Linked DNA regions of Homo sapiens: region 2 is linked to region 1. A link is a loop called in an ENCODE intact Hi-C map of the cell type or tissue named here. Cell type or tissue: ascending aorta. All regions are shown on one strand. Each heading gives the region's core, and the rest is flanking DNA. Links, peaks and the distances in the headings are about the cores only. Region 1 overlaps TGFBR3 (transforming growth factor beta receptor 3). Region 2 overlaps TGFBR3 (transforming growth factor beta receptor 3).

The links. Peaks named below come from ENCODE experiments on the same cell type or tissue, not always from the same donor. Only the 100,000 strongest peaks of a DNase experiment are listed, where the experiment ranks them.
Region 2: it touches region 1 in a loop (5-fold over the local background); 5 of 110 quality-filtered maps call a loop at or near these places.

What each region holds. Positions count from the first base shown.
Region 1 is chr1:91,780,861-91,786,235 of GRCh38, reverse strand. The region is part of intron 3 of TGFBR3 (transforming growth factor beta receptor 3); the gene reads left to right. Among named protein-coding and RNA genes, the nearest start is that of TGFBR3, 100 kb to the left of the region's middle. RefSeq lists a silencer at 128-331. In ascending aorta, for the core only: no CTCF peak of the experiment used is centred there; a DNase peak (open chromatin) is centred at 2,645; H3K27ac peaks cover 3,562 bases.
Region 2 is chr1:91,686,534-91,691,908 of GRCh38, reverse strand. The region is part of intron 16 of TGFBR3 (transforming growth factor beta receptor 3); the gene reads left to right. Among named protein-coding and RNA genes, the nearest start is that of CDC7, 190 kb to the right of the region's middle. In ascending aorta, for the core only: no CTCF peak of the experiment used is centred there; a DNase peak (open chromatin) is centred at 2,168; H3K4me3 peaks cover 1,046 bases; H3K27ac peaks cover 3,076 bases.

The DNA.
Region 1 (5,375 bases), core at 188-5,187:
ATTCACAGGCCTGTTCAATGAATCACTATTAAGAACCCACTGTGTGCTAGGTAGGTGCTCTGCCAGATTCTTACTCATTTTTATGTCTTTAGCACCTATTAGAGTTGAGAGAGAATGAATTTAATGAAACATGACAAATAATATGACTAATATATTTTAAAAATTTGCAGAAGGCCAGCTGTGGTGGCTCACGCCTGTAATCTCAGCACTTTGGGAGGCTGAGGCGGGCAGATCGCTTGAGCTTAGGAGTTCAAGACCAGCCTGGGCAATATGGCAAAACCCTGTTTCTATCAAAAATACAAACAGCCAGGCATAGTAGTGTGCACCTGTGGTCCCAGCTATTTGGGAGGCTGAGGCAGGAGGATCACTTGAGCCCGAAGGTTGAGGCTGCAGTGAACCACGATCGCGCCACTGCACTCCAACCTGGGAGACAGAGCGAGACGCTGTCTAAAAAAAAAAAAAAAAAAGTACAGAAGCCCAACAAAGGGTGTGTTCATTCTCTCTGGAAGTGAGGGAAGGATTCCCAGAAGAAAGAACATTTGACGGAGGGCTTAAAAGTCAAATTAGTGTTGTTGAGCCAAGGGATGGGAGGACTCAATATACACAGAGTGGGCGCCAGGTGTGGAGGAAAGTTCTTCACCTACACGGTGTGGCTGGTGGACAGATCAAGGGTGCTAGGCAGGACTGAATTCTGCCTGCTGCCTGTTTGTGTTTTTAAAATAGCTTTAATGAGATATAATTTACGTACCATAAAGTTTACCTGTTTAAAGTGTACAAGTCAGTGGTTTTTAGTATATTTATAGAAATGTGCAACCAGTGGCCCATAATCTAATTTTACAACATTTCCATCACCCTAAGAAGAAACCTTGTATCTATTAACAGTCACTCTCCCATTCCCTGTGTGTGCCCCCCACGACCCGGCACTAGCCCAAGGTAGCCACTAATCTACTTTCTAGATTTATCTGTTCTGCACATTCATATGAATGGGATCATGCAATATGTATCTTTTGTGTCTAGCTTCTTTCACTTAGCGTAAAGCACTTGAGGTTCCTCGATGTTGTAGCATGTATCAGTTGTTTCATTCCTTTTTATTCCTGGGTAGTTTTCATTGTGTGGCTATACCATGTTTTGTTAATGCATTCATCAGTCCGATGCCTGTTTTTAAAGTTTTATTAGTTTTAAAGCCACACCCATTTGATAATATGTTGTCTATGGCTGCCTTCTCACTACTGTGGCAGAGTTGAGTATTGTGTCAGAGACCTGCATGGCCTGCAAAGCTTTAAATAGTTACTATTCAGCCCTTTGCAGGAAGAGCTTGGCAATTCCTGTAATAGAGGATGAAGACAATGAAGGGGGTAGGCTGGGGCTGAGTGGAAGATGAGACTGGAAAGGCCACGTAAGGATTTGGACTTAATCCTGTGGATCGGCTTCTCAAAGTGTGTGTGCTGTGTGAAGCCCCTGCATCGGATCCCTTGATGTATAGATTCCTGAGCCTCCCCCTGGGCTTACCAGCTAAACCCCTTGCCCCACGCCCTTATTCTTAATTCCACCTGGACTTCTTTCTTCAGTCTCTCAATTCTTGCCACTTTGGAAGCCCATGCTTAGGTCTTAGCTCTTCACCAAACCCTTGCCTGATTGCTTTACCCTCCTCCATTTCTTTCTTTTCTAAACATCGCTCTGAATCTTCTTCCCCCTACCACAACCTGTGCCTTCCCACAGTATGGAATTATATGTTTTATTGTATTACTTGCTGCTGAATCGTGTGTGTTAATTCTGCACACTCAGCTGGTGAGTGGACTGCTTTCGGGCAGGAACTAGGTCTTGGGTCTTTTTTTGCATTATGCAAATTGGGTTATTGCATGGCACCAAGGATGTTATTTAGAGTATAACTGAAAGTCTTCTTAAATGACTTTCCTTTTGCATAGTGCATCTTTATTTGCTTTGCATTCTATTAGTGGACTTAGTGTTTGGTCCCTAGGCCCCTCAACATTGGAGCTAAGCAGGTGTCCTCCATTTTGTATGACTGCTTTGATTTACTTTTTTAATTAAATCTCTTTTAATTAATCTTATTTTTTACTCTAAACTGCAGATCTTTGTTCAGTCTTTTCCCTAGCCCATTTCTAAATCTTTGTTACATTCTTCTTTACTCTGAGGGGTTTTAGTCATCTGCTAGTAAACTAGTTAGTCCTTTCCGTCAGCTGGGTAAAAAGCTATAAATGGTTTTCAACTCTATGCAGCTCCCTTGGGTTGCTCATTTGATCTGAGCCAGGTTTGAAGTTGGGCCATTGAGAATGATCTGTCCTCATGATGTAGGGGGTGACTCCAGCCAATTCTTAATATTGCTGGAATTAATTAACTTTGATTCCTCTAACTGAAAGAGGGCATTTTACTCTACCGTGTATTATTAAATACCTTATAACTTGATTTTTTTGATTTTGTTTTCTTGCTCAGTGAGTACTTAAAATATCCCTGCCGATATAGTAATTTGTTCCCTGTTTAATATGGCTTTTTCCTTTGTTTACTCTGGACTCAAGTCTTTGTAGCTTGTTTTCTAAGTCAGCTCAAAAGTTGCTGGTCATTGGATTTGGCAGCCTTTTCAAGCTTTACCCACCAGAATCCTACAGGAAGTTGTGTGTCGGCCAGAAGAGTCTGTTTATTTAGAGCGTGGTGTCCAGCAGAAGCAATCCATTTATGAGGGTCTGGTCTTAAAGACACAGGCATCTGAGTCTGTGTTTGGAAGACCTGCTGCTTTGGCTTCCATTGCAGCCATGTTCTCCATGCTTTCCTGTCCAGCCCGCCGGGGCACCTCAGTGGCACTGCTGGCTGATTGAAGGAGTCCTTGTCTCTGAGCTCCTTGGCCTTGTCTGAAAGGCTGAAATATCAAGGCCCAGATATTAGACAGGGTTCTAGTCCAAAGCACCCTACAATAATGCTTTGTATTTATGGCTTTTTTTTTCCACCTGAACCACAGAGTCCTTCAGCTGAACCTGAAATTTGTACAACTCTTGGAGGATGAGGGGCAAATTACAGGTATGACTTGGATACTTTTGAAGATAAGAGAGCTAATGAGATGAGGTGTTACTGATTCTCACTGTGAAGCAAGGACAGAGCCCAGCTTTAGGATCCAAGGTCACTACCATAGCCTAACTCTTGCCCGGAGCTGAAGTGTCCCCTTGTGCCCATTATGGCTTAACTTCTATTTGTTGATACATGTGTACACACATCTGATCCATTTTGAATTTGCTCCAGCAAGTCGGTGATGTGGCTGTCGGTTCTCTGTGCCTAGCACTGGGCTTGCCACAGGTTAGGGACTGCATGCCTGTGGACCCGTTTACGTGGAAGCTGCATCGATGTCTTCTTAAAAGGTGAGTCCCCCTCCCAGAGTGAGGTGTGGCCTCACTACCAGTGATGTGAGCACATACCGAGGTGCCTTGGGGGAGAGGGGCAGAGAGGTATAGCAACTGCTGAGAGGCCTGAGCACAAAAGGTCGAAAGTGAGCTGTCGTACCTCTCAGCCCTCGCCATGCCCCTGGGGTCTTTTAATGACCTACAGTTGGATTTTTTCATGAGGTGGAAGTTATATTGAAATTTCTGCCTCAGAATAGTTCCTGAAGAGCATTGACTCTCTGGGAGTCTTAGGTAAATTTAACACTTAATGAAGGTAAAAACAATCCTTTCCACATTCCTCTGCTCCTCCTCTCAACCTCAGGTCAGTCGATGTGCAAGCAGTGCTTTCCTTGGGAGGCAGCAGTTTCTGAAGGTAAAGGAGAAAGCCCTGGTCCAAGGGAGCCAAAGGTCCGTTGGGACACACATGATTCCGTGTTGGGCACATGGGCATGTAGGTGTCTCCTAGCCTTGCCAAGCTGTCTTAAATTCGGGCATCTTCCAAAATCAAAGGCAACTGAAGAGCTTAATTTCCAATGATGATACATTTTGCCTCAGTCATCTGGCCCCAAAAGACTTCTGGGGGCCGATCACCCTCCCTTCTATTCTGAACGCCCTCATCCCCTAGATTGTCACTTGGTGCTTTTGGCCAGGGGGCTCTGCTTCTTCCTTGCTGCGAGTTCTTCCTGCTGAGCCCAGCATCCCCGTGAGGGCTTTCACGCAGGCCCTTCATTGCTCTCGGTATGTTGTCAGCCCATGTGTTGCAGTTTATTTTTGATTCCTGCTTTCATAAGGTTTGAAGATTCCACTCATTTTTCCAGTGGTTGTTAAGATAGTGAGAATCTAAATGAAATGGTAATATTACCATTGTGAACAATTATTTTTCTAAAAGAATCTTTTGTGTTCATTTTTAATGCTGTTAAGATCTAATTCCCAGTATTTTATTTGGAAGCTCTTCAAATTTCCCAAATCATAAAATCTTTCAAAGCCTACTCCAAGTTACTTTTTCTTGATTCAGCTCTCCTATTTGCATTTAAAATAAAAAGGCCAGCCTATTTCCAAATATGGAAATGATCTATGTTTATTAGAGATCAGCAAAGTGATATGGGCCCTTGACTTGCTGTGAGGTTTTTTTTTTAAATGTGTTTTAGAGCAATGTACAAGGGCAATTTTTCGTCCTGTTTTGTCATGTGTTCTTAAATACATTTCCTAAACACTTTCTCTGGCTTGGTGCTATTACTGTGTATACGTCCTACATATGTTTCCTATTTTTTATGACTCATACTTACGGTACTCATAAAGATTTATCCTTTATCTTGGCTCTGAGTAATGAGCCCACTTGCACATTTCCAGCAGAACTGTGGGTTAGGGATTTTACATTTCATTCTGCTGGAGAGGCCTCTGGAAGGCATAGCACAGGCAGCGCAGCATGTTCCTTGTAGGCAGTACTCACTTCTCCCTGAGGGAACAGTTAGCTCAGTTTTTGTGAATTTACTAATTTTTGTTCTCTAGCTTTTCCTTTCCCTTTGCCCTTTTTAGCCATTTTGCTGTTTGAGTGAGGCCACACAAGAGCATGAACAGATGAAACAAATGCTCTACTCCTTTTTGCTGCTGAGTAACTGTGGTGGAGGAAGAAATGGAAATAATGAACTGAAACGATATTATTACATGTGGCAACAAACTCAGGCAAGGAGTCTTCTTGGGTCCAAATAAACATTCAGACCCATGAGACTATCATAGGCCATGGGTGGCTTCATTATACTTAAAAGGGTATAGGACAAGGACCACAGCTTACGGCATGGCAGCAAGGCATTCCTCCTTGTTGTGTGCCTTGTGACTGTTCACACATCAGTTCATCAGTTCACATAGCCATCCAGAGCTCTCCAGCTGATGGCTCAAATGCCAGGAGATGAGATCTCTGTGTGTGTGTGTGTGTGTGTGTGTGTGTGTGTGTGTGTGTGTGTGTGTAGTTCTCTAGTTTAAAAGCCTTAG
Region 2 (5,375 bases), core at 245-5,244, 94 kb after region 1:
CTCCTTCCTCAGTCATCAGCTTAATTTTCTATGTATTTATCATTAATTCTTCTGCTGACCCTGCCAGCTGTCTCAATCTCCTTTTAATACATTGAGACATATGGAATGTTCTACTGATTCCTTTTCTTCAGCTCTTTCCTGGAGCCTCTGACCTGCTCCTGTCTGAACCGGTTCCCTCCATTTCTGGACACTGCTGTCTTCCTATGATCTTCTTCGCTACCATTCTGTGCATTCCCTTCACTTCTCTTTTGAGTTGTGGATGTCCTGTGTCATGTATCTCCTGCCTTTCTTCTTCCTGGTTTAAAGCGTACAGAGGACGCAAATGTTTTTCACACCTTGCATGTCTGAAAATATCCTCATTTAACAGAAACACCTGGTAGACAGTTTGGCAAGGTACAGAATGTTAGATTATAGACACTTTTTCCTTCGGACTTTTGAAAGCCCTCCTCATTGTCTTCTAGCTCTGAGGATTGCTGTTGAGAAGTTCAGAGCTGTGCAGATTCCTGATCCCTTTTGTATATAACCTGTTTTTTCTTTCTGGAAGAAATTTTACAATGATATCTCTTGAGTTAGGTGTATGTTTATACATTATGCTGGTCACTAATTGGGCCCTTTCAGTTTAGAAACTCATATCTTTCAGTACTGAGATTTTTAAGAATGATTTATTTTTTTCTCACCCCCTTTTTTCTGTTTTCTCTCATTTTAGAAATCATTTTATTTGAAAGTTGAACCTCTTGTCCTTTAATTTTCCTTTCTTTCCTGTTTTCCATGTGTCTGCTTTCTTTATTTTCTGGGAGATTGTCTCATCTTTATCTTTCAGTTTTTTACTGAGTTTTTAATACTGGCTTCAAATTTTTTAATTCCAATAACTTTTTTAATTCTAATAACTTTTTTCCTGTGAATTTCTTTTCTTTTAAAAAAAGTTCTATTCTTGTTTCATGGGTGCAGTATCATCTGAGAATATTAATATAGGATTATTTAAGAATGAGGAAAAAAAAAGAATGAGGAAATTCTAAGCTGTGGGTGGGATGTATTGATTGTGAACTTCTTTAAGATGATCTGACTGGGCCATTTTATTGATGAATCCCTGATACCTCATCATTGGATCTTTCCTCTTTAGCTCTTCAGGCTTCCATAAAATATGTTTTTTTGCCTCCTGCTTGAAAGGTATAGGACTGGCTGTTGAAAGACCATTATAATGGGCACTGATAAAAATAAACTGACATGGCAACAAATTATATTTGGCAAATAGACACCGGAAAGCAAATATCCAGACTTCCCGGCCAGGGTATAATCCTGGCGCTTTTCCCGAATGCAAATAGTGAAGCGCATGGCAAATTCTGCAGGAGACAAATTTGTTACAAAGTAGGACTGGAACCCTACTTTCTTGATTCAGAGTTTCACTGTTGCTAGATGAGGCAAGGCCATCTGGCTTTATCTCCTTTTAGGCTGAGCAAAAGAAGCCCAGGTGAGCCAAAATACGTATTAATATATGTTTGCCGAATCCCCCCCTTTTGAATGTGGTACTCTTGCCCTCAAATGTGCCTGGTGTTGATCATTTCTGGAACCTTCAGTTTCCTCCTCTTAAGAGAGTAAAATTCCCGTCTTCTTCCTGGATTAGGAAGGGCAGATCTCAGCCCAGTGGAGCGAGGGAGGAAATGTAGAGAACTATTCTGCTTCTCATATAGTTCAGCCAACCCCTCTTGCTTATAGCCATATGTTCAAGGGAGGTTTCCAGAGGTGCCTGATGCCACCATTCCCTGAGTTTTTTAAGGGTTCGGCGACATAAATTGCTTGTTTCTCAGTTTTTCCCACTGTTGGCTTAGGTTTCGGCTCTCTTGAGTCTGCCAAGTCAGTTGCTACTCACCCATTTCCTCACCAGCTTCCAATATATTTTATTGCTGTTATCTTTACTTTTGTTATCTTTGTTTTCATGTGTTTATGCCTTTAAAAGTCCATTTACTGTCATTCTGGTAAGATTTGGGAAAGGAATGCAAGTCAATGCCTTTAAATGCACTATCTCTATGCAAAGTCGTACCCTTGCTTTTTTTTTTTTTTTTTTTTTTTTAATCAGTTTCTTAAAGGGAGTCCTTGGAAAATTACTAGTCTGCATCAGCATTTCCTTTTTACGTAGCGAGAAAACTGAGCCCAGAGAACTGATGTGACAAGCTCAAAGTTACCCAGGCACAGCGGCCAGGACTGAAGGCTTGCTTTCTTGATTCAGAGTTCACTCTTTTCTTCCTGTTCTGTTATTACAAATTCAAAGGTCACGTAGCCATAATCTTTTTATCCTCCTTCTGCTTATCAGATAATAAACATTAATTAACATGTGTTTCGGTTTTTCTTTTTGCCTCTGTTTAGTGTCAGCTAAATTTTTTTGGTTTGTTCACTCATGTATTCGTTCTTTCACTCAACTTATTCAATGGATTTTTTAAGCTATTGTTAAATGCCAACGCTATTCTAGGCACTGGTAAAATAGCCATGAGCAACAGAAAGTCCTTGCTGTCGTGGAGTTCCCATATATTCAGAGGAAGAGAATAACCAAACAGACTGATTATAAGCAGATTGGCTCAGGCAGAAACCCAGCTACAGGCACACATGCCAACCTTTAGGAAAGCAATGACCTGATGAACTGTGTCAGAAAAATGGAGAACTGACAAGGGAAGTCTCACTGGAGAAAGAAGAAGTGTTTCTAATCTGAAGAATTAAGTTTTCTATTAACCTTTTATGGAAACTGAGGGGAGGGTGAGAAGAAGGGGGAAGGGTATGAATGGCCAGATGCTCCGGGAGGTGCTTTGTTTTTTGAGAGAAAAAGACACACCAATAGACACCAGGAAAGCCGAAGGCATTCATCTTAACCTCTGTGTTTAATGGTTTTATAAAATAATGATATGGGCATTTGAGTGAAAAGAGAGTGGAGCCTGCCTTCTTTACAGTCACATTGGGGTTTCCGTCTGTTCCAGCTGCATCTGTCTGATCCCTGGGACTTGGTCTCTTGCCTCCTACCTTATCACACCTTAGTCTGTCTGCTTGCTGTTTCTCTTTTCATCGGGCTACACTTGGGAACCTGGAGAAACCTCAGGCCTCTGAACACATTGGCACCTCCCGAGCTACTTCTAATGAAAACCTCTTACCTGACTTGGGTGGACTTTTGGGTATGCGCTTGACTTTTGCTTTAAGAACACATGGTGTGTTCCATGGAGGGTTGTTGAAAACTGCCTGATGAGTTGGGACGGGCACACCTAATTCAAAACTTCAGCATTTTATTATGCTCTGTGAAACAGTGTTCCTTACACGCTTAGATTTTTTTTCTGCTTACACATCAGAGCAGCCTTAAAGTTGAAAAAGCTTTTATTACGCATTTCTTGTTTTAAGTACGCTCACCCTAATAACCCTGTGAAGTAGTGATTATCTCTGTGTTGACTAAAGGGAAACACAACTAATATACCTACTAAGGTAGCAAGTCTAGCCATTGAACAAACCAGAGCTTCAAGTCCAGTTTCTGACTCAGGGTTGTAGCGATAGCTGTGGAGGACAGCCTTCCTCCTCCACCTGATTTCTCTTTCCCTCTTGCTTTTCTTCTTCTTCTTAGTTATTATCAGATTTTGCATCCTATTCAGGGGCCACAAAGGCAGGGAAGATACCACAGAAAACCAAAGTCCATATACAAACAGGTTGGCCACACTGCAGGAATATAGAAAGAAAGTAGTAGGCAGGACATTGTGAAAAACTTTAATTCTTGATATAGTCTTTTCCCCGTGACTTCTAACAACATCTAACTCACCCCTCCTGGAGAATTTTGCTGCAAAAGAAGAGTCTTTTGTGTGGAGGCTGGGGAGGAATGAAATTTGAAAATGATAAAAAGTGATTGAAGACTTCTCTAAATTAAAGGTAGTATCGTTCACTCTGCTTAAAGAGTGAGCTTGTGAATTAATTACAGTTAGGAGATCAAGAAACTGAGACATTAATTGATAGAAAATCGCATCCAACACGTAGATCTAGAAGAAAATATCTTTATTTTCTTTCTAGCATCAAGGAATATTAAATCTAAAGTGTCCCCAGGTATATGGTTTTCAATCCTGTGCTTAAATATCTCCTGAGAAGGAGATTCCATAAATTCCCTCTATAACTAACCAATCCTCATAATCAGCAAGTTCTTTTCTATCTGATCTAAATCCCTAGTCCTGCCATTTAAACTCATTTCCTCATGTTCTGCCCTCCAGGGAGATAAAGAACAGCTGTCTGCTCCTATTTGTAATAATCCTCATGGAGAGTATTTGCAATAGTCTCCTTTGGCCTAAATACCAAGCTTGCCCTCACCTTTCTTTTTAACTCTTCTCTTGTTTCCCCACAGAGTCCTCCCATGCTATTCACATCTTTCTTGAATAGTTTCTTCCCCAGGACCTGCCATGGTGAAAGACTTAGAAATAAGAATACAGTTGTAATATAGACGCCAAAGAGGTAGCAGGAAGTCAGATCTGGGCAACTCCATGCCATGCTAAAGAAATAAAACATTCTCCATTAAGAAATGTTTTTTGTTTGTTTGTTTTTGCTTCTTTTTTTCTTCTTCCCCCTGGTAGAGACAGGGTCTCTCTCTGTTGCCCAGGTTGGAGTGCAGAGGCTCTTCACAGGTGAGATCATAGCTCACTGCAGTCTCTAACTCCTGGCCTCAGGAGATCCTCCCCCTTCAGCCTCCTAAGCTGGCACTGTAAGTGACTGCACCTGGCTTTGTTTTTCTATTTCTTGAGGCATCTCTGGCAGTATCTAGGCCCAGCCATAGGCTAACTGTGAGATGGGTGGAATTAATCCTTAGTGTCCTTATCCTCAGTGTACTCTCCTCCTCCAGAGTATGTCAGGCACCAAATTCCTCTCTCCCCTACTCACTCTCCCTCCTCTCAAATCTCTGTTCCCTCAATGTGGTTTGATATTTTAGGAGGAAAGCAGGAAGACTGAGTACATTTCCTCTGCTGGCCAAGTCTGATATTTATTTACAAGCAAGGCGCCCTCCTTGAATTTCTTAGATGTGTTAATTGGGCCTAGTCTGCTTAGCCACGAGGTCCTCCCTGCCCATCTCCTTTAGGAGCAGCCTTGTTATACTTGTCACCCAAGGGATGTTTTAGAGAAAGTTGGTGCTCCACGAAATCAGAGACCACTGCAGTGGAGAGCAGACAGCCAAAGACCCATCTCAGAAAACCCAGGGGTCTCTGTTGGCCCATTAAGTAGAAGCATCTGTACATTCAACTTTCTTCCTCATGGTGAATTTTTCTGTAGCATCACTTCCATTTGACAGTGAAAAAACTTAATCTGTCAAAAGGTAAGAGTTATTTTTAAAACATGGTTATATTGAGAAACCTTGCATCTTACATGTGAAAATA